4 separate regions of the Homo sapiens genome follow, and all the other regions are linked to region 1. A link is a contact called in ENCODE Hi-C or POLR2A ChIA-PET data. All regions are on one chromosome and are shown on one strand. The core of a region is the stretch at or near the end of the contact, and the rest is flanking DNA. Distances in the headings are between cores, read along the strand shown.

What was found. Hi-C counts contacts between places; a loop is a spot of excess contacts on that map. ChIA-PET counts read pairs that join two places held with the same protein, here RNA polymerase II (POLR2A). Pooled maps may share reads with other maps.
Region 2: a map of CD8-positive, alpha-beta T cell shows a loop between it and region 1 (16-fold over the local background). The contact joins the promoter of COX19 here to the enhancer-like site in region 1. A Hi-C loop is called at or near these places in 6 of 168 maps with a recorded cell type or tissue (CD8-positive, alpha-beta T cell, GM12878, K562 and 1 more), 4 of 37 single-sample maps with no recorded cell type and 9 of 50 pooled maps. POLR2A ChIA-PET finds 5 or more read pairs at or near these places in 2 of 52 experiments (activated CD4-positive, alpha-beta T cell and naive thymus-derived CD4-positive, alpha-beta T cell).
Region 3: a map of adrenal gland shows a loop between it and region 1 (5-fold over the local background). The contact joins two enhancer-like sites. A Hi-C loop is called at or near these places in 1 of 168 maps with a recorded cell type or tissue (adrenal gland) and 2 of 50 pooled maps. POLR2A ChIA-PET finds 5 or more read pairs at or near these places in 2 of 52 experiments (A673 and GM10248).
Region 4: a loop to region 1 is called in a map with no recorded cell type, with 11 times the contacts of the local background. The contact joins two enhancer-like sites. A Hi-C loop is called at or near these places in 1 of 37 single-sample maps with no recorded cell type and 3 of 50 pooled maps. POLR2A ChIA-PET finds 5 or more read pairs at or near these places in 1 of 52 experiments (activated CD4-positive, alpha-beta T cell).

The regions. Positions count from the first base shown.
Region 1 is chr7:319,322-323,014 of GRCh38, forward strand. No RefSeq gene overlaps it. Among named protein-coding and RNA genes, the nearest start is that of FOXL3-OT1, 30 kb to the left of the region's middle. RefSeq lists a silencer at 2,863-3,112. Within about 2 kb of position 2,035, at least 8 of the 41 ENCODE cell types and tissues checked have a DNase peak (open chromatin) inside an H3K27ac peak, as active enhancers do.
Region 2 is chr7:973,505-977,197 of GRCh38, forward strand. It overlaps COX19 (cytochrome c oxidase assembly factor COX19), which reads right to left and starts at 2,045. Exons shown (of 3, transcript NM_001031617.3): 1 at 1,924-2,045. The coding sequence starts at 2,005. RefSeq lists enhancers at 1,268-2,150, 1,450-1,519, 2,151-3,031 and silencers at 1,760-1,919, 1,940-2,219.
Region 3 is chr7:934,856-938,548 of GRCh38, forward strand. It overlaps ADAP1 (ArfGAP with dual PH domains 1), which reads right to left. Exons shown (of 11, transcript NM_006869.4): 2 at 520-650. Among named protein-coding and RNA genes, the nearest start is that of ADAP1, 18 kb to the right of the region's middle. RefSeq lists a silencer at 2,100-2,149. Within about 2 kb of position 1,801, at least 4 of the 41 ENCODE cell types and tissues checked have a DNase peak (open chromatin) inside an H3K27ac peak, as active enhancers do.
Region 4 is chr7:899,658-903,350 of GRCh38, forward strand. It overlaps ADAP1 (ArfGAP with dual PH domains 1), which reads right to left. Exons shown (of 11, transcript NM_006869.4): 7 at 876-959; 8 at 445-507. Among named protein-coding and RNA genes, the nearest start is that of GET4, 25 kb to the left of the region's middle. RefSeq lists enhancers at 1-291, 2,350-2,409 and a silencer at 1,920-1,989. Within about 2 kb of position 1,999, at least 3 of the 41 ENCODE cell types and tissues checked have a DNase peak (open chromatin) inside an H3K27ac peak, as active enhancers do.

The sequences.
Region 1 (3,693 bases), core at 785-3,284:
ATTTTTGGCGAGGGCACATGGATGCTAGAGAAGTGGCCAAGATCACAGAGCAGCTGAGAGGCTAAGTTTAGTCCAGCCCCAACCCGGGCAGCTGCAGAGCCATGTTCTTGACCCCTCTCCACGCCCAGGGTTGGATGGTGCTGGAAGCGGATGATCTTCCTGATTCCAGGTGGTTCGTGGAGCAAGAGGGGCAGCCATGAGCACTCGGAGATCAGCAGGGAGAAGGCTGAGGTCACAGGGATCCCCTGTTACAAGGGTCAGGGGAACTTGGCTCAACATCACAGGTTCTGGGGGAGGGCAACGGTGGCGCAGGATTGGGGTGAGGGTTTTTGCCAAGGAATGCAGGAGATGAGAAGAGCAGGAGTGTGGGATGGGTCACCCACAGCCTCCCCCTTCTCCCCACTACCTATCTATAAGTTATCACTGGCTCACACACAGAGGATGCTGTGGCAGAGAAGGAACTCACGCCCTGCCCAGACAGCTGCCCCTTGCTTGAGAGCACTGTTTGCTGAGCACTGTAGAACTTTATGCAGAGCCCAGGTAACTTCAGCCAGAGAGGGAATGCGATTTAAAATCTGGCCTAGACTCAACAGTAAAAAGACAAATAATTCAACTTGAAAATGGGCAAAGGATTTGATAGACATTTCTCCATAAAAGATTGGCCACTAAGCACCTGAAAAGATCATCAATGTCACTAAATTATTAGGGAAACACAAATGAAATCCACAATGAGACTCCACTCCACACCCACTAGGATGGTTATAATTTTTTTAAATGGGAAATAACAAGCGTTGATGAGGATATAGAGAGACTGGGACCCTCATACCCTGCTTGTGGAACATAAAATGGTGCTGCCACTTTGAAAAACAGTTTGGCATTTTCTCAAAAAGGCAAACATAATTACTGTAAGACTCAGAAATTCCAATCCTAGGTATACACCCAAAGGAACTGAAACAGGAACTCAGAGAGATACTAGGATACAAAGGTTCACAGCAGCATCACTCACAACAGCCACAAAGTGGAAGCAACCCACCTGTCCATCAACAGATAAATGGAGAAACAAAGTGTGGTTTGTCCATGCCGTGGAATATTATTCAGCCATGAAAAGGAATGAAGCACAGACCCAGACCATAACCTGGACAGCCTCAAAGTCACCCTGCTCAGGGAAAGAAGCCAGGCACAGCAGGCCACTGTTTCCATGATTGCATTTGTATGAAATGTGCAGAATGGGCAAATCCACAGGGAGGGAGAGCAGATGGGCGTTGCCAGGAGCTGGGGGAGGGACACTTATGAGGGACAGCTAACAGGTACAGGGTTTCTTTTTATGGTGATGCAGATGTTCTGGGATTAGGTAGTGGTGATGGCTGTACAATATTGTAAATCTACTGAAAACAGCTGGCTTGTACACCTTAAAATGGTAATTTTCTGTTACAGGAACTGTGTCTTTTTTTTTTTTGGATGGGGTTTCACTCTGTCACCAGGCTGGAGTGTGGTGGTGCAATCTTGGCTCACTGCAATCTCCGCTTCCTGAGTTCAAGTGATTCTCCTGCCTCAGCCTCCAGAGTAGCTGGGATTACAAGCACACCAGCACACCCAGCTAATTTTTTTTTTGTATTTTTAGTAGAGACAGGGTTTCACCATGTTGGCCAGGATGGTCTCGATCTCCTGACCCCGTGATCTGCCCGCCTCGGCCTTTCCCAAAATGCTGGGATTACAGGCGTGAGCCACCGCACCTGGCCCTGTGTCTTCGTTTTAAAATGGCACACACACAGTCTGGCCCAGGATGAATCCTGCAGCCCCTTCCTGCTGGGTAAGACAGAGCACTTCAACTCTCTCTGAGCCTTCAGCTTCCTTGTGCCTGAAATAGGGGCAATAGTGCCTGACTCACAGGCTGTTACGCCAATTAAGCGAGATAAGGAGAGAAACACCCAGGACTATTGTGCTGAATTAATGAGATCATGCAAACAATGTAACCCCGGGATCGAAAATAGGGCCATTTAAAAACGTCACTTGGCCCTGTTCCCATCACACCTGTGGGTGACTTGGCTTGACACCTGGCAGTGGGCCATAACCTCCCTGGATCTCTCCCCAAAGCAAATCCTTCAGCCTCTGTGCTGAAGTCCTAACAGCCTGGCCCTAAGCCCCTTTGCCCAGGACACTCACCTGAAGCCAGCATGTCCCTACCCACTCCAGCCAGGCCTGCAGGGAGGGTGGGACTTCTGAAACCACATCATGTCACACTCCTTTTCCCCGCAGCCCCCTTTAGGAAACCCTGCCAGGTACCTAGAATAAAGTCCACGTCTTTATGGCCCACAGAGCTCTGGGATCGCCCTCCTCCACCTGCCCCAGGCCTCGGCAGCAACCGGCTTCATGCATCACTCCACACCCAGCCCACCCAGCCACAGCAGCGCCCATGGGACAAGCCCAGGCTGTGGCCTTCCGGCTTTGCTGTGTTTTCCACTGCACTTCCCGCTGTGGGAAGTAGCTATGCCATGCTTTCTGATGTTAGGCTGCGTTCATTGCATGACAGTTTTGTGTGCCTGTTTCCTTGTTTGCCCCACAGGCTCCATCCACAGACCAGGCGGCGAGTGGTCAGCGCACGGGAGGACTGCCCTTGGGAAGCGCCGCCAAGGCCTTTCTAGCCTCAGTTTCCCAGCTGGAAAACGAGGGGTGCGGGCCCCTCATGCGCAGCCCCTCCTAGCTCTCGAGGTGCAGCGCGGGACTCCCTAGCCCAGGTGGCGATGTGCTTGTCATAAGCCCCTCTCCCTGTCTGGCCACGGAAGCCGAGGCCTGACCGGACGCTGAGGAGTGGGCAGCTTTCCCGTCATCCCACCCTTTCCAGATCTGTCCCCTAAAGCCGGACGTCCGCGCCCGCCCAGCAGCCGCCTTCCAGGAGCTCGGTGCACCTGCTGTCCCGCAGGTGAGGCCGAGGCTGCACGGCCGCGCCACGCCACCAGGTGGCAGCAGAGCGCCAGGGATGGGCCGGGCCGCGGGCTGGGCCAGGCGCAGAGGGCGGTGATCCGGGCCCCGCCCCAACCCCCGGCCACGCCCCCCGAGGCCCAGGCCCCGCCCCCGCCGCCCCGCAGACCCAGGTCTGGGGTCCAGGCCTGCAGCCCGACGCCCCGAAAGAGAGCAGCGCCCTGGACGGAGCGGGGTTGGGGTGGCAGTGGGAGGGCTCCACCAAGAAGGCTGGCTCTGTAAGCCCCTGACACCCATCTTCTCGCGCAGTCACTCCCACAGCCACCCTGTAAGAGGGGCTGAAACGCGGGGAACGCTTGCAGAGCAGCTGTCCTGGTGCTCAGCGAGACAGTGACCTGCTCAGCCCCTGGCGTCCAGTCCGGCTGCCCTCAGGCCCCTCCCTACCCCATCTTTTCTCAAATGCCCTTTAGGGCCTCTGCACCAAATTGAAGCCGAGTGGTCTCTGGATTCACTCCTGTCCTGACCTAGGAGGGGTCTTGCCCAGACCCCAGGCCTGGGGCCTTGCTGGGGCCAGGAGGGCAAGGCGGGGAGGGGGCCCAGGGATGTTGAGCAGGAGACAGACCCAGGCCAGAGGTTTGCTGAGGACAGAGGGGCAAGGAAGGGCCCCAGGGACCCTAAGCAGTTGCCCCCTGGAAAAGACCCCACCCAGGGCCCTTGCTGAGGACAGAGGGCAGGGGACAGGGGGCTCAGGGACCCTGAGCAGCTGCCAGGAGA
Region 2 (3,693 bases), core at 795-3,294, 650 kb after region 1:
ACCAAAAAAAACCTTAAAAGTTAGCTAGGTGTGGCGCACGTCTGTGGTTCCAGCTACTCAGGAGGCTGAGGCAGGAAGATCGCTTGAGCAAAGGATTTCGAGGCTGCAGTGAGCTTGATCACACCACTGCACTCCAGCCTGGGCAACAGATCAAGACCTTGTCTCCTAAAAATAATCCAGGCTGGGCACGGTGGCTCACGCCTGTAATCCTAGCACTTTGGGAGGCAGAGGTGGGCGGATCACCTGAGGTCAGGAGTTCAAGACCAGCTCGGCCAACTTGGTGAAACCCCATCTCTATTAAAAATACAAAAATTAGCCGGGCATGGTGGCGGGTGTCTGTAGTCCCAGCTACTCGGGAGGCTGAGGCAGGAGAATTGCTTGAACCCAGGAAGCGGAGGTTGCAGCGAGTCGAGATCACACCACTGCACTCCAGCCTGGGTGACAGAGTGAGACTCCATTTCAAAAATAAATAAATAAATGATCCAGCCTGGTCAACATGGGGAAACTCCATCTTTAAAATAAAAAATAAAAAAACAATAATAATTAGCTGGGTGTGGTGTTGCACACCTATAGTCCCAGCTACTCTAGAGGCTGAGACAGGAGAATCGCTTGAACCCGGGAGGAGGAGGTTGCAGTGAGTCGAGATCACACCACTGCACTCCAGCCTGGGCGACACAGTGAGAGTCCATTTCAAAAATAAATAAATAAATAATCCAGCCTGGGCAACATGGGGAAACCCCATCTCTAAAAAAAAAAAAAAAAAAAAAATTAGCTGGGTGTGGCGCTGCACACCTATAGTCCCAGCTACTCTAGAGGATGAGACGGGAGACTCCCCTGAGTCCAGAAAGGAAGGAGGCCGAGGCTTCAGTGAGCTATGATTGCACCACTGCACTCCAGCCTAAGCAACAGAGTGAGACCGTGTCTCAAAACAAAAACAATCAAACCCAAACTTGTTTCCTTCATAAACATGCTGAAAACAACAATGGAAAAAACCCACAACGAGGTAAAGTCAGCCCAGTACGAGGTTAAGGTGCAATGTAGGTGATGGTCACAGGAGAGTTCAGGGTAAAAATTCTTTCATTTTTGCTATTTGAAAATGTCACAATAAAATGTTGGGAAAGAAACAGTAATTCACAGATCGTTTTTCTTTTCTTTTCTTTCTTTTTTTTTTTGAGACGTTGTCTCACTCTGTCGCCCAAGCTGCAGTGCAGTGGCCCGATCTCGGCTCACTGCAACCTCCGTCTCCCGGTTCAAGCGATTCTCCTGCCTCAGCCTCCCGAGTAGCTGGGACTACAGGCGAGCCACATCACACCCAACTAATTTTTGTATTTTTAGTAGAGACGGGGTTTCCCCATGTTGGGCAGGCTGGTCTCGAACTCCTGATCTTAAATGATCCGCCCACCTCGGCCTCCCAAAGGGCTGGGATCACAGGCATGAGCCACCGCGCCCGGCCCACAGATCCTTTTTCGAAGCCTTCATGTCCACGGAGGCAACCCCACCGGAATACGGCCAGAAGCACTGGGAGATCAGCAGCACTTTTGAGCTTTGCAGCAGACATCGCTAGGCACCGTCTAAGCCTCGGCTGCAGCTGCGGGCTTCGTGGCCGCCGAATGCCCCGCTCTGCAAACCCGGGGCACAGACAGCCCGCCGGGTGAGTCAGGGCGGAGCCGGAGACCCGGAAGCCTGACGCAAGGAGTCGGTGTCGCTGCCCTCGTCACGGGGGCCACGGTCCTGCCAGCTCCCACCTGCAGGGTCCATGCCGCAGCAGTGACCCAGGGCTGGGTGGGGCGGAGGGGCGGGCCGCCGTGCCTCAGTTTCCCCGCCTGCACCGCGCTAGATGCCGGCACCCCATAGGGCTCCGCGCTGGGCCGCGACCCAGACCCCCCATCGCAGACCCCTGCCCGCCGACCTTCCGCCGCTCACCTAAGTGATCCAGCGGGAAGCTGCCCTTGTCCGGGGGCCGCGGCTGGAAGCTCTTGGTCCCGAAATTCATGGCGGTCGACATGTTGGCGACTCCGGAGTCTGCGAGCGCCTTGCGAGCGTACGCAGGGCGGCCGGCGGAGCGCCGAGCAGGCACCCCGGGAGCGCCGAGCACGTCGAGCAGGCCCCGTCCCCGCCCCTTGCCCAGGCCCGGCCCCACCCCTTGCCCAGGCCCGGCCCCACCCCCTCGGAGTCAGCAAGCTCCTGAGCCCCGGTGGGCGCTGCCCGGGCTTTCCCGTCCCCTGGGACCCTCACAGCAGTCGGTAGCAGAATCAGCTTTTGGAATTGGTGAGAAACCGAGGCCCAGAAAGGTTCAGCGAATTGCCCGAGGACACATAGCGGTGCCGGCGTCTCTGCATCCCAGGTGTCTGCTGGGGCCTCGGTTTCCCCATCGCACAGAGACCTCATCACGGGGCCCATCCGGGGAGGAAGGCGGCACAGGAGGGACAGGAGAGCCTGTGGACTCGCTGCCTGCGGCTGCTGGAGCCAGGTGACACCACCGAGCAGCTTCAACAACAGGAATGTGCTCTCAGTCCTGGGGTCTGGAGTCCAAGCAGTGGGCAGAGTGGGGGCCCTGGGGACAGTCCCAGCCTCCCAGCTTCTGGGGGCCGCCAGCCTGTGAGGTTCCTTGGCTTGCAGAAGCACCACCTGGTCTCGGCCCCTACGTTCCCATGGTGTCCTGCGCATGTCCAAATTTACTATTTTTATTTATTTATTTGAGACAGGGTATTGCTCTGTTGCCCAGACTAGAGTGCAGTGGCATGATCACGACTCACTGCAGCCTCGACCTCCTGGGCTCAGCGATCCTCTCACCCCAGCCTCCTGAGTAGCTGCGACCACAGGCACACACCACCACACCAGGCTAATTTTTCTATTTTTCGTAGAGATGGAGTCTCCCTATGTTGCCCAGGCTGGTCCTTAACTCCTGGGCTCAGGCAATCCTCCTGCCTCAGCCTCCCTAAATGCCGGGATTATAGGCATGAGCCACCATGCCCAACCTAAATTTCCTCTTTTTATAAGGATAGCAGTCATGTTGGGTTAGGGGCCGTCCCAATAACTTCATCTTAACTAATTATATCAGCAGCAACCCTATTTCTTTGTTTTGTTTTTTAAAACGGAGTCTCTCTCTTGTTGCCCAGGCTGGAGTACAGTGGCTCGATCCTGGCTCATTGCAACCTCCACCTCCCAGGTTAAAGCAATTCTCCTGCCTCAGCCTCCCGAGTAGCTGGGATTACAGGCGCCACCAACACACCCAGCTAAGCTAATATATTTTTTTTCAACACAGAGTCTCACTTTGTAACCTAGACGGGCGTGCAGTGGTACGATCTCGGCTCACCGCAACCTCCACTTCCCGAGTTCAAGAGATTCTCCTGCCTCAGCCTCCAGAGTAGCTGGGATTACAGGCATGCGCCACCACACCCGGCTAATTTTTTGTACTTTTCGTAGAGACGGGGTTTCACCATGTTGCCCAGGCTGGTCTCGAACTCCTGACCTTAAGTGATCCGCCCACTTCAGCCTCCCAAAGGGCTGGGATGACAGGCGTGAGCCGCCGCACCTGGCACCTATTTCCAAAGCAAAGGTCACATCCTAAGGTCCTAGTGGCTTCACCATACGAATGGGGGTGGAGGGTAGTTACAGCTCAACCTAGGGCAGAATGAAAGTGTACTGTAAGCGGTAAGGCCCGGCCTTTGCGTGTCGATGTTGTCATGGCAA
Region 3 (3,693 bases), core at 551-3,050, 620 kb after region 1:
CATGGGTGAGAGGTGGGCAGTGGCTGTGTCACCTCAGAGGCCGCCCAGGGGACAGGTAATGGTGCCCTACACGGCAGCGGGCCGGGGTGCACGTGGACTGCCGTGTAAATGCGACCCTGACTCTGGGTCGTGCCGCGCGGCCTGGGACGCTGCATTCTGTTTCCTTAGAGACAGGGTCTCTTTTACCCTGAGCCCAGTGCTCCAGGTGTGGGGATTTGAGGGGAGCACTCCGGAGCTCCCAGGGCACGGGAATCGGCGACCCGCCTTCGCTCCCTGGCCCACCACACACACCTGGAGCTGCTCACAGAGAGGTTGGACCCGGCACGGGGTGGGTGGAGCAGCCACACAGGCGGAGCCGCTGGAGAGGGGGCGGGGTCCTCGGGTCCAGCCAGCCAGGCCCCCAGAGTAGCCCAAGGCTCCAGGGGCCACAGCCAGGCCGCCCGGCATCTCTGGCTCCAGAGGCCCGGGCTGAGGCCACCCGGGGACTGCGCGGGTCCCCCCGCCCCTCCCCCTCCGTACCTCCACTTGGGCCTCCTCCCAGGCGTCCAGGCGGACGGACTTCACCTTGCTGACCTGGGGGATATTCCGGTGGATTCCCGAGCAGCTCAGGCAGATGAAGACGCCCAGAGTGTAGGAGGCCCAGTCGGGATCTGCAAGGGAAAGCCGGACGTTCACGGAGGCTCAGCCCAGGGACCCCGGAGGGAGGGTGGACGGAGCCTCGAGTCAGGAGCCCCCGGCCATGCAGTGGGGGGGGCTTCAGCGGAGACCCCCGGGTACACCAGGCTCCGTGCGCCCCACAGGCACCTAACCCCAGCTCCCCCCCCGCCCTCTGCCCGGTGCAGACGGGGCTCTCCCCAGACACCCCACGGCATCTGAGGAAGCCGATCTGCATGCACCTGCTCTGCCCCGCGGGTGCCGGGAACCTCCAGCAGAGGCCGGCCCCACAGGAGCCCATGCCCCGGGCTGGAGGGCACCCGGCACTCGTGAGGATGGGTCCACCTGCTTTCCTCGTGTCCGCTGCCCTGGGAGAAGTCTGTGGGCCCGAATCCTCCTGGGTGATGGGGCCAAGATTGGGAAATTCAGATAGGATCTGAGTGCAGGGGGTGCCTCACACCCAACGCGCTGCACACCCCCGAAGGACGGATGGTAGCCGCGGATGACGACGCACCCTGCGTGGGGTGACAGCGCCCGGCGGCCACTAACTTTGCAGGTGTGACAGCGGCGCTGTGGCTTCACCCTGCATGTGGCCTGTCTAGGGATTCCACGTCTCGATGTCTGGTTTGCCTTAAAAGGTCCAACAAAGCTGGACACAGTGGCTCAGGCCCGTAATCCCAGCGCTTTGGGAGGCTGAGGGAGCAGAATTTTTTTTGAGACATAGTCTGTTGCCCAGGCTGGAGTATGATGGCACGATCTCGGCTCGCTGCAACCTCTGCCTCCCGGGTTCAAGCGATTCTCCTGCCTTAGCCTCCCGAGTAGCGAGGCACGCACCACCATGCCCGGCTAACTTTTGTATTTTTAGTGGAGATGGGGTTTCATCATGTTGGCCAGGCTGGCCTCGAACTCTTGACCTCAAGTAATCCACCTGCTCGGCCTCCCAAAGTGCTGGGATGACAGGCGTGAGCCACTGCCCAGGGTGTGGGTGCCACAGCGCAGTCTTTCTGCTGCTGCACGTGTGAAATGTCTCATTCTGAAACGGCAAAATGTGGGGAGCGTCCAGCCCCGCCCTGGGGCGATGGCTAAGAGGGCTGCTGTGTGACTCTCCTGTTTTCTTCTGGCTCCCAACGACCCTTCACAATAAGTCAAGGGAGTGGAATGGCTGAAAGGCACCCTAGAGAGAACAGTCTCTCTGGGGGAGATGAGTCATCTCTGAACTGCTTTTATTTTTAAGTGGAGGCTCTCCTGGGTGAGGCTGGTGGAAATCGAGGCGCTTCCCCACAAGCAGGTGCGGCTGTGGACCCAAGCCTGTTTGGGGAATCATGAGTGGAGAGGACCCCACCCTTCAGGCCTGGCGGAGGATAGCCCCCCTCCCAACGCTGATCGGGGCCCACCCCTGGCTGGTGGGGGACTCCCATGCCAGGCGGCGGAGGCCCAGTGGGGCTGGGGCTGGGCCTGGGCTCTGAGTCACTGCCAGGAGGAGAGGCACCCAAGTGAGCCCCCGGCCGGGGATGGTGCGTGAGAACCAGCAGGCTGAACCTCGGATTTGGGGGTCATGCCCGGCCTCTGGGATTTGGGGGTCACGCCGGGCCTCGGATTTGGGGGTCACGCCCGACCTCTGGGATTTGGGGGTCACGCCCGGCCTCTGGGATTTGGGGGTCACGCCCGACCTCTGGGATTTGGGGGTCACGCCCGACCTCTGGGATTTGGGGGTCACGCCCGGCCTCTGGGATTTGGGGGTCACGCCCGACCTCTGGGATTTGGGGGTCATGCCTGGCCTCTGGGATTTGGGGGTCATGCCTGGCCTCTGGGATTTGGGGGTCACGCTGCACATCTGGGATTTGGGGGTCACGCCGGGCCTCTGGGATTTGGGGGTCACGCCCGACCTCTGGGATTTGGGGGTCACGCCCGGCCTCTGGGATTTGGGGGTCACGCCCGACCTTTGGGATTTGGGGGTCATGCCCGGCCTCTGGGATTTGGAGGTCATGCCCGGCCTCTGGGATTTGGAGGTCATGCCCGACCTCTGGGATTTGGGGGTCACGCCCGGCCTCTGGGATTTGGGGGTCACGCCCGACCTCTGGGATTTGGGGGTCACGCCCGGCCTCTGGGATTTGGGGGTCACGCCCGACCTCTGGGATTTGGGGGTCATGCCCGGCCTCTGGGATTTGGGGGTCATGCCCGGCCTCTGGGATTTGGGGGTCATGCCCGACCTCTGGGATTTGGGGGTCATGCCCGGCCTCTGGGATTTGGGGGTCACGCTGCACATCTGGGATTTGGGGGTCATGCCCGGCCTCTGGGATTTGGGGGTTTTCTGTCACAGCTGTTAGGCTCCCTGATTAATGAAGCCTGTCTCCCCATTAACGTGGGCTTCTTGAGGACCCCAGACCCAGCACCCCCGGATCTGGCACAGAGCTCAGTCCGGAGCAGGTCTCCACGGGAGTCATGAATGAAGGGGCCACTAACAGCCCTACTTCAGCAGAGCCCCTGTCTTCGAGAGAGACCACAGGCTTTCTCCTCACCCCTCAGTCAGTCAAACATTTGCCCAAGTGACCCTGTCTCGGGTACCAGGAGTTTTGCCTGTGCTGAGTAGGGCGGCTTTTGGGAGAAAGAATGCGGTTACAGGATCAGCCGTTGTTTGGTTTTGCGGGGTTTTTTTTGTCTTGTATTGTATTGTTTTGTTTTGAGACAGGGTCTTGCCCTGTTGCCCAAGGTGGAGTGCAGTGGTGCAATCACAGCTCACAGCTCACTGCAGCCTCCAACGCCTGGGCTCAAGCGATCCTCCTGCCTCAGCCTTCCAAGTAGCTGGGACCGCAGGCATGCACCAGCATACCCAGCTAATTTTTAAAATTTTTGGTAGAGATGAAGTCTCTCTATGTTGCCCAGCTTGGGCTTGAACTCCTGGGCTCAAGCGATCCTCCTGTCTTGGCCTCCTAAAGTGTTGGGATTACAGATGTGTGACGCCGTGTCTGGCCTGCAAAGTATTTAGTTACACACACCCCTGGAGAACAGGTGGGGAAGAACCACACTGAAGTCCCAGAA
Region 4 (3,693 bases), core at 749-3,248, 580 kb after region 1:
TCCTCCAGCCTCCACACGGCACCTCCCTCCTGCTCCTCCAGGTCCCCCAGCCCTCCCTGGGCCCCAGATGGGGGCCCAGGCCTCACTTACGAGCCCTCACACCTGCACTTCTCCTCCGGGACCACCAAGACTCCCAGGATTTGTGTCTCCCTCCCACATTATGCCTCAGGGAATGGCAAGATGTGGGCCCCTGGCCGCGCAGGTGCACGGTCCCGTGGGTGAGGAAGCTGGTCAGACGTGAGCGGGCAGGGAGGGTCTAACCAAAGCCTAGGACAGTGGCCCGAGTCCTCGGGGACCCCGGCCAGGCACAGACAAGGGGCTGTGAGGACCCACCAGACACCAGTTTAAAACACAGGCGGCAGCTGGCAAGGCTGCTGCACTTCAGTCCGAGACCCACCATGGCGTACCCCAGGCCACCCCAGGCCGCACGTGCGGCACACCCACCTTGGGCCCCGTCTTCTCCATGTAGCCTTCCTTCAGGTAGTTCCTGGAGAGCTTTGGCACCAGCTAGGGCAGGACACACCAGGCAGGGGACCTCAGAAGTGCAGCTCAGGCCGAGCCCCTCCCTGGCTGTGCCCCTCTGTGCTCCCCTCACCCCGGGCCACCAGGTCAGGGCCCAGGCCTGGCTTAGCCTCCGCAGGATCCACATTTCTGCCTCTGCTTGCCACCCCTTCCCTCCCCGCTTTCCCCTTTGGCTGAGCTGAAGTTCTAGAGTGAGGCAGGAGGGCTGCAGGCACGTCAGGGTGAGCCCTTGGCCAGTCCCAGGCCCACCCTAGGGCTCAACATCATCCCAGACTCAGGGCACGAGGGCTCCGTCCACCCCCCACCCCACCACCCCTGTCTGCCCTGGAGCTGACCGCAGGGCCGCCACTCACATCTGCGTCGCCGGCCCCTGGGAATGCCACCTGCAGGTAGTGGAAGCGAGCAGCTCGGAGTGCATTGAACCAGTCCACAATCTCCTAGGGGCAAAGGTGGGCACAGGCTTGGGCTGAGGAGGCTGCAGCGCTGGGGTCCCCACAGAGGGGCTGGGGTCCCCACAGAGGGGCCGCTTCCCCCAGAGCCCAGCCCCTTCCTCCTCCCCGGCACCTCAGCTCCCAGCAGTCCTGCCGCAGGCCTGGCCCCTGTGCCCACGCTGAGGCCGGGGCTGCTACACAGGGGCTGCCCCTCTGCGGGAGGGCAGGTGCAGCCTCCCCCGGCGAAGTCCTGAGAAGGGCCGAAGGGCCGAAGGGCCGGGCCGGGCCGGGCTGGACAGGGTCGGGGGCTGCCATCCAAGCTCACTCTGTGGCCCTGGTGCTGCTGGGGCCTGGGCCAACTTGCCTTCCTTTCAGATGGTGCTATTTTTATGAAGATCCTTATTTTGTAGCTCAAGCAAGTCTTGGGGTGGTGGGAGAAGGGAGGCTCATCTGTTTATAAACGCCCTTGGAGCTGTGGCCCCTACCGAGAGTGGGCAGAGAGCAAAACTGCTCTCCAGGGAGCCGCCCTGGTCCTCTGGAGAGCGTGGGGTGGGCCAGCACCCTGGAACAGAGGGCCCATAGCCCAGGCCTGGCACCCAGCCCCACGTCGGGTGCCCTCTGGGTCTAGACTTCAGCCTGGCTGTCCCCTGCCCCTAGACCCAGCGCCCCTCCTGGGGTCTGCCCAGACCCTTGGCCCCATGACATTATAACCTGCGCCCTGGGCCTCCTGTTCAGCCTACAGCCTGGAGCTGGTGACCTCTGGAAAGGTGCCCATCTTTACTCTTGGCTGCACCCTCTCCTGCCCAGGAAGAGCCAGGGAGCCCCATCCCTCCTCAGGCTTCTCCCCAGCCCCTTTGGCCTTGACTTTTGTCCCACAGGCAAAGCCCCCAGCACTGGACCAATCCAGTCACGGCTTCTCCAGCTGGCACCCGGCCCAGCACCAGCTGGAGGATGGTGTAGCCCCAGGCTCCTCCCATAGCAGTGGGATTGCCCTGTCCTCTTCCAGTGGCCCCACCCAGCAAAGCCCCACCCACCCCGACTGCCCCTCATCGGCCTCCAGCCCTGCTTTCTCCTGTGGCCCTTCCTCCTAGGCCACGCCCACAAGCCACACCCACGCCACCCAACCAGCCCGAGGCCCCGCCTCCCCTCCTTCCCCCGCCCACCCTTTCCTCCGGCCCGCCCCGTCCCATTTGGCCCCGCCCTCCCTCCTCCTAGAGGAAGCTGAACCCGTCCACACCACACTGCCCCAAAGGCCTTGGGAATTCACAGCTCCAGGTCCCCCGGAAATGCAGGGGGCTCTAAGCAGAACTGGTTGGAAAATCGCCCCTTTTCCCCCAGCAGGAGATGGAGCCGACTCTGGGGCTCCGGGCAGACGGGGCATGCCTGGTGCACTCCACGCTGGAGCTCTGTGACCCTGCAGGCTGCAGCGGAAACTCCCTCAGCTCCCACAGCTGGGGGCCAAGCGTCTGCCCTGGGCGGGGGGAATTATCTTTGGAGGATCAGGAGTTGGACACCAGCCTGACCAACATGGTGAAACCCGGTCTCTACTAAAAATACAAAAATTGCGGCTGGGCGCAGTGGCTCACACCTGTAATCCCAGCACTTTGGGAGGCTGAGGCAGGTGGATCACCTGAGGTCGGGAGCTCGAGACCAGCCTGACCAACATGAAGAAACCCCGTCTCTACTAAAAATACAAAATTAGCTGGGTGTGGTGGCGCATGCCTGTAATCCCAGCTACTCGGGAGGCTGAGGCAGGAGAATGACTTGAACCAGGGAGGCAAAGGTTGCAGTGAGCCGAGATTGCACCACTGCACTCCAGCCTGGGTGACAAGGGCGAAACTCTGCCTCAAAAAAAAAAAAAGAAAGAAAAGAAAGAAAGAAAAATAAATACTCCAAGAACCAAAGGCTCTCTGAAAAACTAAATGCATGACAGCAGAAACAAAACCCTCAACACAGTGTTGGAGACAAAGTTGAAGAAATTTCCCAGAAAGTAGAAGAAAAATGAACCAGTTTAAGAGCACCAATAACAGGAGTTTCAGAAAATGAGAACAGGGAAAGTGGAGGGAGGAAATCATTAGATAAGAAAGCAATCCCTGACCTCATGGAAACCAGTAACTGGACTGGAAGGGCCACCCTGGGCCTGTACCCAGCACATGAAAAGACGAGGGACCCTTGCCAACACACGCACAGCATTGGAGAATTTCAAAACCGCGGGACAAACGTACTAGGATGGAGGAATCCGTGGTGCAAAGCCTTCAGAATTAGCAGGAAAATTAATTCCAACCTAGAATTCTATATCTAGCCACAGTCTAAGCCAGGCAGGAGGTAGAACAGTCCAAGGTGCCAGGTGACCCCTTTCCCTCCAGGCACATCACTTCTACCAAGAGGAATAAGTAAACGAGAAAGACGTAGGACCCGGGCAGCAGGGCTCCACCCAGGAACCAGATGAGGCTGCAGGAGCGAGATCTCCAGGCCGTGGGAGTCGCAGGCTCCTGGTGCCCGACTGCCTCCAGAGACAACAGTCTGCGGAGAGTCTGCGGCAACACATGGTCAACTGCGGCAAGGAACACAGCCGCTTACTGTGGGAAGAGCGATCACAGCGTGCTCTGAGGCCAGGGGCTGCACCCGACTCGGCCCCCTAACAAACCCAGGGTCAGATGCCAGCGGAGCACGGCAGGCAGGGGACGGGCACGTGGGAGGGGATGGAAAGAGCTGGAACCTCTACTTCCACGTGGGAAGT